Linked DNA regions of Homo sapiens: all the other regions are linked to region 2. The links are chromatin contacts, found by Hi-C or POLR2A ChIA-PET in ENCODE. All regions are on one chromosome and are shown on one strand. Each heading gives the region's core, a stretch centred on a gene start or an enhancer-like site at or near the end of the contact. The rest is flanking DNA. Distances are from core to core; before and after follow the strand shown. Region 1 holds the start of B3GALT9 (beta-1,3-galactosyltransferase 9). Region 2 holds the start of MRRF (mitochondrial ribosome recycling factor). Region 3 has its middle 13 kb from the start of CRB2.

Region 1 (3,545 bases), core at 468-2,967, 1.5 Mb after region 2:
TAATGCTGTGATCAGTCACGTTCTGACTTAGAAGTCTAGAGTGACATCCTGTTGCTTAGCAAATCAAATTTGCTCTCTTGAGACCTTACTTTTAGGACACCGTAGTTGACTTCCACCCCACATAATCAATTTTTATTTCCCATGTTTCAAGTACCCTAAATGAAGTCAGGATGCTTGGAACCTTGGCCATGCTCTACCATCTACTGGATATGTGTCTCTCTTATTGTCTATATTATTGGACTGTGCTATCAAGCATGGTAGCCATTAGCCTCATGTGGCTATTAAATTAAAATTAAATAAAATTAAGAATTTAGTTCATTTACATCAGGTACTTTTCAAATGTTCAGTAGCCACAAGAGACTAGTGACTGCCTTATTGGACAGCACCAACAGAACAACTCCATCACTGGCAAAAAGCTTATTGGACAGTGTTGGTATAAGATGTATGTGAATGTGCGTGTATGCATGTATGGCTTAGGAACCCTTACAGAGAAACAAGGATAACTTGTGCGCTGGGCATTGTGGTTCACCCCTGTAATCCCAGCACTTTTTGGGAGGCCCAGGCAGGTGGATCACTTGAGCCTAGGAGTTCAAGACCAGCCTGGGTAACATAGCGAAACCCTGACTCTACAAAAATACACACACACACACACACACACACACACACACACACACACAACTAGCTGGGCATGGTGACACGCGCCTGTGGTCCCTTCTACTCAGGAGGCTGAGGTGGGAGGATCGCTTGAGCCTGGAGAAGTCGAGGCTGCAGTGAGCCAAGATCGTGTCACTGTACTCCAGCCTGGGCGACAGAGTGATACGTTGCCTCAAAAAAAAAAAAAGGATAACTTGTGCTCTGAAGTCGGTTTGGGTTGAAATCCTATGACAGCCATTTACTATGACCTTAGGCAAGATGCCTAAACCTCTTTTGATTTCAGTTTCCCCATCTCTAAAAAGGGGCCTAATAATAGTTACTAGCTTGTGGGGTTGTTGTGGGAACTGAGTGAGATGGTACACAAAAAATGTTGAGAAAGAGTGCGTGGGATTTTTTAGCTCAGTTTTAGTTCTTGACGCCAAAAGGTTTGCATGCTTCATTTCCTTCAATCCTCAGAGCCTTCGGATGGGGACCTCACTATAATTGCTATGCAGATGAAGCAAAGTCTGAGAGGTTAAGTAACCGGGCCACAGCCAGAGTGTAAACGTTGTGATTCATTCAAATCTACATCACTTGACTGTCTCTTTTCATTCAACAACCTCCTTACCTTGCTTTATTTTTCTCCTTTGCACGAGCCTTAGTTTATCTGTCTTCCTCCTCCTAATAGATGTAAGGCCCAGGCGGTCAGGGGCTTTTGCGTTTTTTGTTCACTAACCCTATCCCCTAGAACAGCGTTCGGGATAAAGAGGTGCCCAACAGGTTGTATGAATTTGGACACGTCTCTTAACTTCTCTAAGCCACAGCTCCCTCTCCTCCGTAAAATGAGGATAATAAGAAAAACTACTGCAGAGCTGGTGCAAGATCAGATTGGAGGAGGGACATAAGCGCGCTGTGCAAACCTGGATGTACGGTACGAAAGGAACCTCCGTTCTAGGTTGCACCCAGCCTAAGCACCGTGAGGGCCGCGCGGCACGCGTTCAGCTTCCCGGGACGCTCTTCTCCCCACCCCTACTCCCGGCCTCCAGCCTCCCACCACCCACCTCCGGGCGGGGACCGGAAGTGCAGCCGCTTCCGCCGGGAGCCGCGGAGCTGAGGGACGCGCGGAGATGACGCAGGCAGCACCGGAAGCCGCTCCCCTGTGAGGCTGCGGACCGGGAGCAGCGGCCGCAGGTCCGGGTCTGTATGCGAGGCGGGGCCGGTCGGGGAGGGGACTCTTAGGCGCCCGCGGCTCTGCTGACCCGCCGCGCCTTGGCTGTTTTTCTTTCCCTGCAGGCGCCATGGCTGCGGAGCGGACCCGGCCGCTGCAAGGCTCTGGCGGTCCGAGCGTGCCTAGTAGCTGTGAACCCGGCGCGAGGTCCCGGGCCCCGGGGCGCTCGCTCAGGTCAGTGCCGCGCGGAACACGATTCCGAGAGCAAGGGACCTGGGAGCAACGAATGGGTTGATGGGATCTGGATTTTAGAGACGGGAAAACAGGGTTTTGGAGTTACTGCCTCCTACTGCCTCCATTTCCTTAGCTGCGAAATGAGTTAACAGTGATGTCCCAGGGCTACCAAACGTTTGAAAGACGATGAAGTGTGATGAGGTGGTTTATGAAGTACAAAGCGCTATACTGCGCCATAATTGTGGGTATGCCATGAAAACAGGTGTGTATGTGGGGTGCTGCTTGAAGTAAAGCAAAGATAACAATATTAATGCTAAGTAATAATGGTAACTGACATTTACTGTAGGCTTACAGCGTGCCGAGTACTGTGCTAAACGCTTTACTTGCACTGTCTTGTTTAACCCTCATAAAAACCCTTGTAGGTAATGCTCTTGGCTGTATTTTACAAGTGAGGAAACAGGGCATGAGACAGGTGAAGTGATTTGCCCAAGGTCACCCAGCAACAAGTGGAGTTGCAGAACACATATTTTATAAACATTATTTGTATTCTTTCAAAGCTTTAAAAAAATTCACCTTAAAACTAAAGGCTATTTTTTGATAGTATATTATACTTAACATGGTTTTCAGTTTTAAAAGGTATACAATAAAAAGGGACCCCTCATTCCTATTCTGCAGCTCTCCAGTTCTCTCTGGAGGCAACCAGGGTTATCAGTTTCTTGAATATTCAGAATACATTTTATGCATATGTAAGTTTATAGGTGTGTATACATTTTCAGCGCCTCTGTGCTCTTTGTTTGATAAGAAAAGGGGGAAATGAAGCCTCCTTCCCTCTACCACTAACAATTATGTTGCTTTCACTCTTGACTAGGCCAGGTTCTGATAGAGGAGGAGGGGAAAACACATTTACACTGTTTTCCAGAAGGTCCTGTCTCTAATACCTCTGAGTATAGGTTTTGGGAGAATGGGTACTGGGCAAAATATTGAGCCTGCTACTTCCTGTGCCATTCTGGGAAGGCCACTCCACTTCTTGAGCCGTAAATTTCCTCATTAATGTTAGTTAAGGGCGGCATTACTGATACCTTCCATGAGGTTATGAAGATGAAATGAGATAATGTTTACCAGTGGTACTTTTTCTTTAAAACCAATATAAATATGTGAGTTGCCTAGGTAACATAGGGAGTTAATGGCAGAACCTGAGACCAAACCCAGGCTCTCATTTTCCAATTTAGGAGTCTTTTTGTTGCATGACCCACTTTGTGATTATTGATACTGAAGGCAAGAGGGCAAGTTGAATGTTAACTCTGGGGTAGGGACGTAGGGTAAGGGGGCCAAACAGCAGGGAATGTGGGTAGAATAAGGCACCTACTGGGAAACTAGAGCCTCCAATAAACAGGTGCTCTTCTTTATAAAATTAAACCCCTAGTAAGTTTGAGCCCTTGAGTTTTTCTTCCAGGTATTTTGAAGAGAAACTTAGTGATAAGATGATAGGGTCAAAAGAGATGTTAGTGGT
Region 2 (3,716 bases), core at 1,118-3,617:
CCACCACACCCAGTTAACTTTTATATATTTTAAGTAGAGATGGGGTTTCACCATGTTGGCCAGGCTGGTCTCAAACTCCTTACCTCAGGTGATCTGCCCGCCTCGGCCTCCCAAAGTGCTGGGATTACCGGCGTGAGCCACTGCGCCGGCCTGAATTTTTTTTCTTTTTTTTTTTTTTTGAGACGGAGTCTCACTCTGTCGCCCAGGCTGGAGTGCAGTGGCGCAATCTTGGCTCACTGCAACCTCCGCCTCCAGGGTTCAAGCCATTCTCCTAACTCAACCTCCCAAATAGCTGGGATTACAGGCGTGCGCCACCACACCCAGCTAATTTTTGTATTTTTAGTAGACGGGGTTTCACCGTGTTAGCCAGGATGGTCTCGACCCCCTGACCTCGTGATCCGCCCGCCTGGGCCTCCCAATGTGCTGAGATTACAGACTGAAATATTTTTTTAAACTACTTGAAGCACACATTCTTTTTCCAAAGTTGAGGGTCTCAAACGATTTCCCTGTTCTTCACAGAAGGTTCATTTTAATTTTGGCTAGATGACCAACCCAAAATCCTGGCTTATCTACTGTCCCAGCAACTCTTTTCAATGCAGCTGTATACTAGCTTATAACATAAGCACTTCTATGAGTGTGCATATACGCAGGCTCTTGCATATAAAATACTTTCACATGTACCATCTTAACTGGTTCTCATAACTAAAGAGTGATAATCACCACCCGTATTTTGCAAAATAAGAAAAGTGATCTTTCACTTCTCCAGGGCTCCCCCTGCTCCAGGGTCTTCAAACATGCCATTGAATCTCCTTGATGATCTTCCCTCACCTCTTTAACTGTTTGTCTCCGTTTTTATTTCAGATTTCAGCTTAACCATCACTTCCTCAGAGGACGGCTTCCTTGGCCATCTCCTACAGCCCAACTAGGTCAAGTGTCCTGTAGTCTGCTTTCATAGCACCCTTTACTTCATCATAGCACTTAATTCTTAACAATACAAGCTAACATTTGTGTAATTATTTGATTGTCTAATTCCCTCCATATGACTCTAAGTACTACAAGGACTAATCTATGATTTTCTTGTTCACTGCTGTATCCCCAGTACCTGGTACATTGCCAGAACACAGAAGACACTGTGAATGTGATGAATACATCAGTGAAAGTCCAGAAAGATAAATTCCTTATCCAGGGTAAACCAGAATCGGATGGGAATCTACCCTTACTATTATGGTAGGTTCTGGGCTTCCCAGCGTTGCCTCCACTGTCTCTGGTTTGCCAGATTTTTGCTTAGAGATAGTAGATGATGTTCTTCTCTAAATGCAGTACCAGGTAAAGAAAGGTACTTGTAGTATCTGACTATACACAGAATCATTATGCACCTGGCACGGCCAAAGAAGGAATGAGACACTTTAACAGGTAGAGAAAGGGCTTTTGCCTAAGAGTTAAGAGATCTGGATTCCAGTATGCCTACCTTATCACTCCCTGCCATCTGCCATTTAGATTCATAATCACACGTATTCAAAAAGCATTTGCGGCAGCTCTACCACTGACTTGTGACTTGTACCAAGTGATTTCTCCTACGTAGATTTTGTTTCAACCATAAAATGAAGGGGTCAGATCAGGTTTTCATTCTTTCCAACTATAAAGCTTTCCAAAATGGGGGGAAATGCAACAGTGTGGTTTAAAACAAAATAAAGGCACTAAACTTAGAGAAAACTCCGAGTCTTGGTTCCAGCACTTCCTAGGCACGTGACCTTAAATCGGTCAAACTCTCAGGACTTCCGTCTCATCTGTAAAACGTAAATGACAATACTATTTGTCAGGGTTAAGTAAATGGAGAAGGGCTACTGAAATGACAACTGTTTTGCCACTGGGTGGCACAGAGTGGTGGTTAAAAGTCCAGGCTTAGGAGTCGGATAGCCCTAGGTCTGAATTTAAGCGCCCTCACTTTCTGACCGCGTGACCCTGGTAAAATTACCTATGTGAGCTTCCGTTTCTTCATTATGGGAGATAATAATATCTACTCCTATGGGATTGTTCTGAAACTCAAACGTTCCCGTCAAGTGTGCGGCTACTCTTTAGTAAGTTCCTCCAGCATCCCCTAAATTCCTAGCTGGTAAAAGGAGCCCCGCCCCCACCCCATGAGACTCGCTCCAATGCCACAGGTCCCGCCCTCAGCCTTAAAGGTCAAGCTGGACTCGAACGGGTCGGGGACGGTAGTCTGGTCCCCTGAGGTCCCCCAGAGGTCCCTGAGTAAGGGTCTCTGGCACCCAGACCACACGCGCCCCTCGAGGCCCTGTCAAGGACACTCACCAGCTATCGCCCAGGTTACTAAGGAAAGACTCGTGCGACGGCGGCGACCGCAGCTGCGCGGACGTCGTGACGTCACGAAGCCAGGAGGCGGCGCAGGCTTAACGCGTCACGGGCGGCCTGGCAGCTGGCGGCATTGAGGCGGACGCGTCTAGAGGTCCGTCTGACCGCGGCGTCGGGACCTGGTTTCCGGGCATGAGCTGAGAGCACCACGCCGAGGCCACGAGGTGAGTTCGGCCGCGACATGTCCCTGCACCTCAGCGATGGGCCCGCTAAGAGGTCTTACAGGAGGCCGCCCTCGCAGGACTGCATCTCAGGCCCCGCCCCGGATTGTCCTGTCGCTGGCCCGGAAATAACAATCCGAGTAATGACCCTTCGCCTGTAGGAATTCGCAGCCAGAAATCGGGAAGCCAGGGTTCCAGGCATGACCCCACCGCTTGCTGTTAGGATCAGGTGTCTCTTCTTCTCTGGATTGCACTTTCCCCAGATGACTATTTCTGGCTTCCAGAGTTATTGCAGCTCAGCTGGAAAGACAAATGTAACCGCGTTTTGTGAACTCTGGTAGTCTAAAGGATTGTTGCTATTGCAAACGCAAAGCATTTTGATAGTCCCGTGCCGTCTTGATCTTTTATTACCCTTTACCTTTCCTCAAAAAGCCATATTCTGAGCTGTCACCAAAATTGTCTTATTTAAGACTCACAACGACCTCGTGAGACGACAAATTGTACCCATTCTAGGAAGGAAAAAGAAACTAAGTCTTCGAGTGGAGAAGCGGCTTGCTTCATTTAGTAAATATTAAGCACCAACCGTGAGACAGGCAGTGTACTTAAGTGCTAGAAATAGAACCGTGATCAAGATTGGCAAGGTCCTGTGCTGTGGGAGCTTACGTTCTAGTGAAGGAAATAGAAGAGGAAACATTAAGTAATACATTGAATTAGCATTTAGTAGGAGGAAAAAGATGGAAAAGTGGCTATGATATAGAATAACAAGGAACTCTGTTTAGGAAAGCTTTTCTATCGAGAGGATGCTTAAAGAAAGGTCATGTGACTTGCTAAAGGTGCAGTTACTAGGTGCAAAAGTCAGGATTTGAACCCAGACCCGCATAGCCTGCACTCTTACCAGTAAAACATGGTACCTTTTCGTGGTAATAAATATTAATAGCTATTGGTATTATTCCTGATTTTAGACATGAGAAAATCAGAATGTCCTATCATTCAAGTCCCAAATGTCATCTCCTTTAGAGAGGCCTTCCCTCCACTCAATCTATAGTCGTCGAGTCCCTGTCACATCACCCTGCTTAATTGTGTTTGTGGCATGTATCACTAATTATATCTTCTTTATTTATTTTGCTTTTGTTTTGTCCTGCTCCCCTTCCAAATACAAGCATCCAGAGGATAGGGACCTTGCTT
Region 3 (3,680 bases), core at 259-2,758, 1.1 Mb before region 2:
CTGTCATGTATTCATACAACAAACACTGAGCACTTACTATGAACCAGGCATGATTCTAAGTGCTCTCCAAATTCTAACTCATTCAATCCTTTTAACAACTCTATTATTATCCCCTTTTTGCAACAAAGAAAACTGAGGCACAGAGAGGTCCAGTCACTTATTCAAGGTCACACAGCTGGTAGAAGGCAGACCTGGACTGAAACCCAGGTCTGTGGGACTCTCTGAATCTATCTACAAGGTATGTACTTCCCTTTTATAGTTCAAAATCCTCCTCCCCTCTCCCCAGCAGCAGCCCCTGTTAAATAAATCATCCAGTAACGGTTTCTAATTCCCAGACTTGGTTGCAAATGAATTATTCACATGGTAAGGCCTGCAAACTGCCGGCTGGGCCTCATTACCCAAGAAAGGCTGCCCGCCCGCAAGATGCTGCTCCCTCCCCTGGGCATGGGTCCTGGCAGGTTGGCCAGAGGTGGCCAGAGTTGGTGGGCCCCGCTCCAGTGCCCTGCTCCGGGAACTGGGAAGAGCAGCTCTTTTCCTTTCCCCCGGCCCTTGCTTTCTAATAAGCTCACAGTCTGATGTGGCTGAGAGACCATAAGCTCTGGACTCAGCCAGTCCTGGGTTCCAATCCTGGCTCTGCCCTTAGCAGCTGTGTGACCTTAGGCAGGTGGCCAGCCCTCTCTGAACCTCTGGGGGAGGCTGAGCAGCTGGCCCACACAATGCGGCACAGGGCACCACTTCACACTTCCTCTTCTTCCTCCATTTGCAGGCTGAGGCTTGTGCTGCCCCTCCAGGCCCTGTGCTAGATGCTGGGGACAAAGATCCTGTCCTGTGGGGACATCCAGCGTCTGACTGAAACACTGGTGTGAGCCTGAGCTTTGGGGTGGGTTGTGGGGACTACTCTGTGCTCCAGAGCCCCTCTTCAGGGCCAAGCTGCTGGGACTGCTGTTACCTCACTGGGTTATACCCCATGCCAGGGACAGCCTGTGGCCAGTGCCTGACCCATGTGTGGCTGCAGAGGCACGGCTCCTTCTCAACTAGGAAACCCTAGGGGATCGTCAGCTCCAGGGGTCCTCGTAGGGACCTCAGTTGCAACCTCACGGTGGGTCAGTCTCCTTCTGCCCAGTCAGCCTTGCTCCTTCCTTCCAGGTGGATCTCCCAAGGACATGCCCCAAGAAACACACGTGCAGTCCAGAATCTGTTTCCAGGAACGCAGGCTGAAATACTTGTCACAGACAATCCTGGCATTGAATGAGACCCAACCCAGGTCATCCGCAGACTCATCGTTCCCAGGCAGACTGAACCTCAATACTGCTTACAGACGGAGCCTAGTTTCCACCCCAGTCTAAGCTCAGATCCTAGTCCCAGACTGAGCCCAGGCCTCCCATGGAAAGCAGAGGGCCATTTGAGACAAAATGAAGAGAGGCTGCGTGGGAGGTAGAAGACTGGGGTGTGGCTTACACTGAGAACTGAGCCAGACTCACCCGGTCAGCCAGGAAGTCAGAGTCACGGAATCTCAATTCAGAGAGGTATTTCTAAAAAACACCTAAATGGGTTCCTCTTTATGGAAGAACCAAAATCTACCACGACTGACAAGAAAAATCCTAATAGCTGTGGGCACCAAGCCATGGGATCTACTTCCAGGTCCCTCTGCTTCCTCGGGACAACCCGTAGAGTTCTATTATCACCCATTTCATTTTATTTCAGTGCTTTATTATTGTGTTATATTGTATTTATTTTGAGACAGGGTCTTGCTCTGTCACCCAGGCTGGAGTGCAGTGGTGCAATCACAGCTCACTGCAACTTCTAACTCCCAGGCTCAAGCGACCCTCCTGCCTCAGCCTCCCAAGTATCTGGGACCACAGGCATGTGCCACCACACATCATCAGTTTTATTATTTTTTGTAGAGACACAGTCTCCCTCTGTGGCCCAGGCTGTTCTCAAACTCCTGGGCTCAAGCGATCCTCCCACCTTGGCCTCCCAGAGTGCTAGGATTACAGGCATAAGCCACCACACTCATCCTATATTATGGTGCCTTTTATAGACAAAGTGGCCAAGGCTCAGAGACATGCATGACTTGGCCTCTGGCCCACACTGTATTTCTATAGGATCTAGGCTCAATCAGGGGCTCATCTCCCAAAGGGAGACTCATAAGGAGCATCCAGGCCCCTCTGTCACCTGAACTAGCTAGTCACCAAGTTCCTAAGTCTTGCCCAGGGCAGCAGGGGTGTCAGGGAAGGGTAGTGAGTGGCACATGAATCTGTGCAACTGATCCAGCCCCAAATTCTGGCAGGCCATCATTCCCTTCTGGGTGTCCCAGTTCCTATCATTGGATGCTCAGAGTCATCTCCATAAGGTAGGCACTATTATGCAGACATGGCACAGGTAAGGAAACCGAGTCCCCCAAAAGGGGATCCCACTTGTCTGGGCTCACAGAGCTGAAACTCACCTCTGGAATTTCTGATCCTTGGTCTTCCAGCCTCTGCCGTTCTATATGGAAGAACAAAGGCCACTTCCCCGTGTGCTCCACACCACGGATTCTTCATGCATCTGTCCATCCACCCACACAGCATCTCTGTGACAAGCATCTTCTATGCACCAGGTCTGGGCTGGGTGCTGGGGACTGAGTGGGGAACCAGAGGCAGAGCCTGACCTTGCGGAGTGTTCAGGCTGGCAGGGGAGCCACACAGTCAATAAACGTGCTCACAAGAAATGAATGCATCTCCATGTGCTAAGCACTGGGGAGAAGCAGCCTGGGAGATCATGAGTGGTGTGACAAGGACTGTCTCTCTTGGGAGTGTTCTCTGGATTCCAGGGAACTCGTGGGCAGAAAATCTGCAGAGATGGACCATGTAGGCTTGGCCTCGGGGGACAGAGGCTAAGAGAAAGTGTGAATTATGCCCCAAAGGAGTCAGCTCACTTGCAGAGGCTGCAGCCACCCTACTTGGCTCCTCCAAGGAGATGGGGTCCTGGGGGCTTGGCTGCAGCAGGATATAAGTGAGGAGTTTATTGAAAATCTACCCCAGATTCACTTTGTGAGACGTCCCAGCTGGGGCCTGAAGCCTCCAAGAACTATATTAGAGCTTTAGGAGAAATAACGAGAAAGATTATTTCAGGAAGAGGGAACGGCATGAGCATACGGCTGGAGGTGGAAAACAGTAGGCAGACCCAGAAAGGTGGAGCAAAGAGAGAAAAAGGAGGAGAAACTGGGTCCCGGCCCTCAGAGACTTCACGGCACCCTGGGGAGACCCGGTTCCCACCGTGCACCAATAACAATAATTGCTGCCCTGTTGCAAGCTGACCCAGTGCCCAGAAAGGGTCACACATGATCTCATTGCATCCTCTCTAGATCCAGGAAGATGTTTACTGCCAGGTCCCACTTTGCAGATGGAAAACCAAGGTCAGAGGGGTTAAATCTGTCACCCAAGAGTGCAGCATTAGTAAGTAAAGGGTCAGCCTACAATTCCATGGTGCAGGGCTCCACAGCCCCTGCCCTTAACACTCCCCTATGTGCCCACAAAACAATCGGAGGAAATCTGGAGGTGATGGGCAAGGCCCATGCCAGCTCCACCTGTGGTCTTATCTGTCTCTCCCACTGAGCTGAGAGCTCATTTACCTCCGTCACCGCAGAGCCCCGCGTGACGCTAGGCACAGATCTGGTGCTTAGGAAGTATTGTGAATAA

The links. Hi-C counts contacts between places; a loop is a spot of excess contacts on that map. ChIA-PET counts read pairs that join two places held with the same protein, here RNA polymerase II (POLR2A). Pooled maps may share reads with other maps.
Region 1: a loop to region 2 is called in a map of ascending aorta, with 11 times the contacts of the local background. The contact joins the promoter of B3GALT9 here to the promoter of MRRF in region 2. A Hi-C loop is called at or near these places in 2 of 168 maps with a recorded cell type or tissue (ascending aorta and naive thymus-derived CD4-positive, alpha-beta T cell) and 10 of 50 pooled maps. POLR2A ChIA-PET finds 5 or more read pairs at or near these places in 1 of 52 experiments (CD4-positive, alpha-beta T cell).
Region 3: a loop to region 2 is called in a pooled map, with 2.7 times the contacts of the local background. The contact joins the enhancer-like site here to the promoter of MRRF in region 2. A Hi-C loop is called at or near these places in 1 of 37 single-sample maps with no recorded cell type and 7 of 50 pooled maps. POLR2A ChIA-PET finds 5 or more read pairs at or near these places in 1 of 52 experiments (activated naive CD4-positive, alpha-beta T cell).

Annotation. Positions count from the first base shown.
Region 1 is chr9:120,791,639-120,795,183 of GRCh38, reverse strand. B3GALT9 (beta-1,3-galactosyltransferase 9) reads right to left here and starts at 1,717. Exons shown (of 3, transcript NM_001386823.1): 1 at 1,262-1,717. FBXW2 (F-box and WD repeat domain containing 2) reads left to right here and starts at 1,768. Exons shown (of 8, transcript NM_012164.4): 1 at 1,768-1,830; 2 at 1,927-2,035. RefSeq lists enhancers at 755-844, 1,275-1,374, 1,437-2,067.
Region 2 is chr9:122,263,533-122,267,248 of GRCh38, reverse strand. It overlaps MRRF (mitochondrial ribosome recycling factor), which reads right to left and starts at 2,367. Exons shown (of 7, transcript NM_138777.5): 1 at 2,311-2,367. RBM18 (RNA binding motif protein 18) reads left to right here and starts at 2,409. Exons shown (of 6, transcript NM_033117.4): 1 at 2,409-2,534. RefSeq lists enhancers at 1,950-2,109, 1,285-2,255, 1,678-2,877, 2,256-3,227.
Region 3 is chr9:123,341,364-123,345,043 of GRCh38, reverse strand. No RefSeq gene overlaps it. Among named protein-coding and RNA genes, the nearest start is that of CRB2, 13 kb to the left of the region's middle. RefSeq lists an enhancer at 1,293-1,352. Within about 2 kb of position 1,508, at least 5 of the 41 ENCODE cell types and tissues checked have a DNase peak (open chromatin) inside an H3K27ac peak, as active enhancers do.